Regions from separate parts of the Homo sapiens genome. Here region 2 is linked to region 1. The links are chromatin loops, found by intact Hi-C in ENCODE. Cell type or tissue: CD4-positive, alpha-beta T cell. All regions are shown on one strand. Links, peaks and the distances in the headings refer to the core of each region. The heading gives the core; the rest is flanking DNA. Region 1 holds the start of LOC124902211 (translation initiation factor IF-2-like). Region 2 has its middle 9.3 kb from the start of ZNF484.

The links. Hi-C counts contacts between places; a loop is a spot of excess contacts. Peaks named below come from ENCODE experiments on the same cell type or tissue, not always from the same donor. Only the 100,000 strongest peaks of a DNase experiment are listed, where the experiment ranks them.
Region 2: it touches region 1 in a loop (10-fold over the local background); 4 of 110 quality-filtered maps call a loop at or near these places.

Annotation. Positions count from the first base shown.
Region 1 is chr9:92,807,071-92,809,964 of GRCh38, reverse strand. LOC124902211 (translation initiation factor IF-2-like) reads right to left here and starts at 2,657. Exons shown (of 1, transcript XM_047424309.1): 1 at 509-2,657. The coding sequence starts at 1,419. The coding sequence ends at 667. LOC101929748 (a long non-coding RNA gene) reads left to right here and starts at 1,878. Exons shown (of 1, transcript NR_136301.1): 1 at 1,878-2,894. It also overlaps the pseudogene ANKRD19P. RefSeq lists a silencer at 947-1,016 and an enhancer at 1,375-2,265. In CD4-positive, alpha-beta T cell, for the core only: a CTCF peak has its summit at 1,461 (motif pointing right); DNase peaks (open chromatin) are centred at 704, 1,054 and 1,974; H3K4me3 peaks cover 2,379 bases; H3K27me3 peaks cover 1,749 bases.
Region 2 is chr9:92,885,867-92,888,760 of GRCh38, reverse strand. It overlaps the pseudogene SPATA31B2P. Among named protein-coding and RNA genes, the nearest start is that of ZNF484, 9.3 kb to the right of the region's middle. In CD4-positive, alpha-beta T cell, for the core only: no CTCF peak of the experiment used is centred there; DNase peaks (open chromatin) are centred at 570 and 1,360.

The sequences.
Region 1 (2,894 bases), core at 251-2,750:
GAGGGTGCCCGGGGCCCTCCAAGGCCCCCGCCCCAGGGGCTGCAGGGAAGCCGGGCCTGGGGCCCCCTCCCACCGCAGGCTGAGCCCCCGATACCTGTCTTTTCTGTCGCGGGCGTCCAAGTCCCGGAACCTGCGCGTCAGGCAGTGCTCCACCTCCGCGGCGTCGCCCTTGATGGCAGCCCTGTGGATCTTCCGCAGTTCCCAGTCCCGGATGTGGTACCCCCGACCAGCGTACTCTTGGTCCATGGAGTCCAGGAGCGCCTGGCCCAGGCGTCTCCCGAAGCTGAAGAGCTTCCTCATGGTGGCGACTTTTCAGACGCCCACCACCCGCTCCTGAGCCGCCGCGGCTCCTCGTGGCCTTTCCACCCCCACCCAGCCCCAAATCCGCCATCCCCCCCACAACCCGCGATCCACCCCCAAATCCAAGATCCACCCCCAAACCCGCGATCCACCCCCAAATCCAAGATCCACCACCAAACCCGCGATGTAGCTCAGAATCCGCGATCCAGCCTGGTCCACCACAGCCTTCAGCAGCGACACTCGCAGCCTCCGACCTCTCAGACCGAGTGAGCTCCACGAAGCCGTTAAGCGCGTGCCTGTAGCTGAACGCTCCGATCTCTCAGACAGCGTGGGCCCCGGCTAAGCCTTTAGGCTCGCGCCTGCAGCTCAGCGCCAGCTCGGACTCCGGAAACCGCTCCCGAGCCCGCGTGGCCTGCAGGGGGCTGCTGCAGCTCGGGCGCAGGCGCTGCTGGCTTGCGGGTTCTCCTGGGCTCGCGCGGGACGTCTCGGAATCGCAGACGTGCATCCCTTCCGGCCTGAGGGCCCTCCTGGCCGTGACTCCCGCCCCGCTCCTCCTCCAAAGAGAGATCGGGGCCGCTGACAGGGGCCCTCCGTAGCCATGGGGGATGGGACTGGGGGGTCGGTTCCAGCCACGGTGCAGCCGCCGCCGGGCAGACCGCCGGGCTTGGCCGCAGCCACGGCGACATCTAGCCCCGGTTCTGCGAGGCTTGGGAGCGCCAGCCAGCTTGGGAGTGGCCAGGCAGCTGTTGCCAGCAGGTAGAGGGCGCCTGCAGCTTGGGCGCCCAGGTGGTGGAGAATGGCCTGGGCTGCCTCTAGATCGCGAGTGCACCTGGCCTGAGAGCCCGCCAGGCCCTGCCCCCGCCCAGCTCCTCCTCTGCTGGAGCTGGGGACCTCTAGCCAGTGGCCCTCTGCAGCCACCGGGGTTGGGTCTGAGGGCCGGTTCCTGCCCCTGTGCAGCCGCCGCAGGGCAGACCGCCTGGCTTGGCCGCAGCTACAGGGACCTCTAGCCCCGGTTTTGAGATGCGGGGAGTGCGGGCGGGCTCGGGGATTGCCTGGAGGCTGCTGTCTGCGCACAGAAGGCGGCTGCAGCTTGGGTGCCCAGGCGGACTGGAGGTGCATGACCTGGTCGGCCTCGGGATCGCCAGCGCGCCCAGCCTGAGGCCCCCAGGCCGTGTCTCCCCCCACTCCTCCACCGGAGGGAGATCGGGGCCGCTGGCATAGGCATTTGGCAGTCACCCCGGATGGGGTTGAGCAGGGGTTCTCAGTTCTCGTCCCTGTGCAGCCGCCGCGGGGCAGAATGCCTGGCGTGGCCGCAGCCACTGGGACACCACGCGGGCCGGGCAGGCCAGGGGGTGAAAGCGCTGGGAGACGGGTGCCTTCTCGCCCTGAGGCGCCTCTGAGCCCCACGGCTTGTCGGCCTCCGGCGCGCAGGGCTCCCCAGCATCCTGGGCGCCGGCCCGCTGCCCGCACGAAGTCAACTCAGAGAGGATGAACTTCGGTTGCCTTGTCTGGCTGGGCTGCCAGGCGGGGCAGCTGACCTGTTGATCGGGTGGCTTTTTTCATCTTCTTGCTCACAGGACAGCGCGCTGGGAAGCCAGGGGCCGCGGGGACCTGGGGCTGGAAACCACATCTGCCCACAGCCACAGTCTCCTGCACCTGTCATCCTGGCGGCGCCCTGGCGTCGGAGAAGCAGCAGACGCGGAGCTCCTGCAGCTGGCACCGCTGCAGCAACCGGTCCCGGTGCAGGCGTCAGTGGAAGGCGGCCTCCTCGCGCGGCTCCCGTGGCCTCAGGACCAGGGGTGCGGCCAGCACCGCCCTCACGCCCCGCACCTCGTCTACATTGTCCTCCCTGGAGGCGGCTGGACCTGAGTAAGGCTCACAGCGATCGGCCCCCGCAAGGACTGGCATGCAGGGCTCAGGATCCCGCACTCTGGCCCTGCGGCACCGCACCTTTCAGCAGCAGCTGGAACTCCTGCAGCAGCGCCTTGGGTGGGATGCTGGGGCCCGGGGTTCCTGGCAGGCCGAACTTCAGCTTCTTGTCTTGGCCCCTGATCCTCTTCCTGTTGTTGAACCTTTGTCACTCTGCAACGAAAAGCATCCAGGCGTCCTTGATTTCGGCACTGCGTGCACGCTCAGCCGAGCTCATCGGACGGGCGGTTCTCCCCAGGCCCGCTGGCAGCTTGTTCCCTGGGGGCGGCTCCTGGACGCAGCTCTTTGCAGGCCCACCAGGCTCAGGGGAGCCAAGGCCCGCCGCGGCCAACAGGCCTGTGGAGAGTAAGAGTAAGGTGGGCTCTGCAGGGCAGCGGCCCGGAACCATGAGAGAAGCGCGTCAGTCTGGGCTCCAAGCGCAGCCTCTCGGGATTCTCCGGGACCCACGGCTTATAATGCGCTTAAATCCCACGCCTCGCACGAGAGACAGCAAGTCACCGTCACCGCCTACCGCCCCTGACCCGCTCCCACTCTCGCTGCAGCGGAGGGTGTGTGGGAGAGAGAGGGACGCAGGGAGGGAAAAGCGCGGGGAGGGCGAACATCTTTTCATAAGCTTTCCGCCTTCTATATGCCATCTCTGATGGGAGCCTCTTTAGATCTTTTGT
Region 2 (2,894 bases), core at 279-2,778, 79 kb before region 1:
ATCATACAGAAAATTAGTACTGCGAAGTGAAGCTATGAAATGCCTTCAATGACTTTTCCCCACCGTGTTCTCTGTTAACACTGGTCTTCTTTTTAATGCAAATATCTGAAGTCTTCTTGAAGTTTGCTCTGAAAATGGCCTTTTTTCCTTCTACATTGCCAGGCTGTGACAAAGATAGCTGAAAATATAAAAGCAGGTTCAGAAGTGGCTAACAGCCAGAGGGTGGAGAGTTTGGAGGACTTGGAAGAAGACAGGAAGATGAGGGAAAGTTTGGACCATTGTAGAGACTTGTTAAACAGTTGTGATTAAAATGCTGACAGAAAGAGGGACAGTGAAGGCCCTCATTGTTGCACCGGACACTTTTCAAGGTCTGTTGATCAATTTCTCTGTCTCTGATGGGACAACTCTGGCTCTTGAGGGTGGCTTGCTGACTGCTGGCTGCATAGCTCAGCATTCTGCTGTGTTCTGAGTAGAAGGGGTGCCTGTGGTTGCAGGGAAATCCACAGACTGGGGCTTGAAACTGCTGTTGGTGCTGATTTACCTTCGAGGCATGGCGCACATGGCAAAGTGGTATTTTCTCCTCCAGTATCTGTCCAACTGCTGTCATGAGCCGCTGAGCTTCAGCACTGCTGCTGTACATGCATGATCAGTTTTTTACTGGCTTTTGGCTCTCAGCAGTGACTGGTGCTGGCTTGCTTTTTTTCTCTGATAAAAACCTCTGAAAAAATTGCTTGATGTTTTCTCCAAAGTGGCTTATTGAAGGAGGCTGTTTCTTTGATGGCAGTAGCTGGATGCCTTCATTCTGATGGGTGTGTTCTGTCTTCCGTCTTCCTGCCCGGGGTAAGTTGAGGAGTCCTCAGTCCTTGAAACATTTCTTCATGTTTTTCTAAGTTGGGCTTCCTAGGGTTCTCCCTCTTGTGAGTAGGGGGAAACATTGGCCTTTGGCTCTGGCATGAACCTTGACAGTTTGGGTTCCTGGGCTCCTTGTGCCCCTGCCCCGGGTTGCTCCTTCTGGCTGCCATGAGGTCACGTAGCTCCTGGGAAGCCCGCATGTTCCCAGTAGGCGTGCTCTGGAGATGGCTCTGGGGCACTTGAGAAGCCAAATTCTCTGAAGCATGGGGCACAACAGATGCTTGCCCATCTGGAAGGAACACAACAGCGGCAGAAACTTGAGGCTGGGTCTCTGACTTCGTGGCCATTCCAGGCTCAAATTCACTAACAACCTCCTCCCTAAGACACAGCTTTCTTGGATCTTGGGAGACAGACATTCTAGGGAGGAGAGAGCTTTTGCTGGCCCCTGGAGCCTCGAAACCACGCACATCCTCACTTGTGGTTTGGATGTTTGCCAACATACAGGTTGCCAAGGGGACTCTGGGTTGTGGCACTGCCTCCCTGGTCTCTCCCGCCCTTGAAGATTGGGCTCCTAAGCTCCTGCTCTGCTGGGTGCTGCCTGTGAGGCTGTATGTGAGGGGCTTAGATGGCCACCTGCCCTCCTGTCCAGCTGTAGGAGCCTTCAAGGACCCATGATCATTCCAAGATGGGATCCTTCGTGGGGCCCTCTGGAACTGCTTACATGCAGGTGAGGAGGCCTGAAGCCTCTCTGGCATGTGAACAGATGCTTTGGTCAGCACCTGCTTTCTCAGACTTGCCATTGGTGGCTTTCTAAGGAACGTGGCCACCTCAACTTTTGAGCCAGCCCCAGATTCACAGGTGGCTGAGGAGGGACCGGCAAGCTGTGTATTGCACAAGGATGAAACCAGTTTAAAGCACTGAATGGGCTTGAGGACCCTGAGGGGTGGACCCCACCTGTGTTTGGCCCAAAACCTCAAAATGTGGGCTCCCAGCACCTGTTGAGTACATGGCTCAAGGAAGGAAAGCACCTGGGCTGTGTTCACACAGGCTTTCCCACTTTTGGGGGGTGCTAGATTGCTGGTTTTCATGTGGGTGTTGGACACGGGAAGAGCCTGGTTGACAGCAAGCCAGGATCGATGCATACTCACGGGGATCAAGCCCTCGTTGGTCTGGCCCAACCTCTTACCCATGTGGGCTTTCAGGATGTTTTCTATATGATTCCTGTCCGTGAGTCTTAATAAATCCCTACCGAGTCACTCCTCAAGGGCTTCCTCAAGTTCCTTTCTGACTCTTCAGAGGTCACCCCCAGAGTCTTCCCTGGGAAGCTTTCTATGCCCCTGGATAGATTTTGCGGGGCCTCACCCAGAATTTGCCCCAGATGTGGGCACAGGTCCCTCTCTAGCTGGAACTTCACCTTCTGTGCCTCCTTGCTGCTTTCACCTGTGGACATGGAGGACTGCCAGGACCTGGGTTTGCCCTTCGCCTGACTTTTCCCTGGCAATTCATCCCAAAGCTGCATCAGATCCAGAGACTCTTGAATCTTGCCCTGGTGTTGAATGAACCACTTTTCAATATGTTGCTCTGGAGTTCAGGACTGACTGGAAAGTTCTCAGGCAGAATGGGTGTCCCCTTTCCTGGGGAAGGTTAGGAGTGGAGACACTAAAGATGTCCTGAGATTTTTGGACCCTAGGGGGTAAAGCCAACCCACCTTATAGTTGTTTCCTCAACAAAGGCCATTCAGGGTGCTGAGTTTCAGGTAGGGAGAGAGCTTGCACTTTATTCTGCGACGCAGGGCAAGCTACTCCAGTGTTCTTCATCGGGGATGGAAAAGCAGGAGATAGGACTGGGAAAGAGGATTGAAGATGGGCCTGAGCCATAGGTGTGGGCCGGAATTGGGGTGTGGATGAAATAAAGGGTTGGGACTCAGGCCCCAGATGGGACAGGGGCTGGGCCTGGAAAAGCAGTGGGGACATTGTAGTCTCCCTTTGAATTGGGCAGACATTGGACATTTCATTGATGTAAGGATGTAAGACCCTTACATA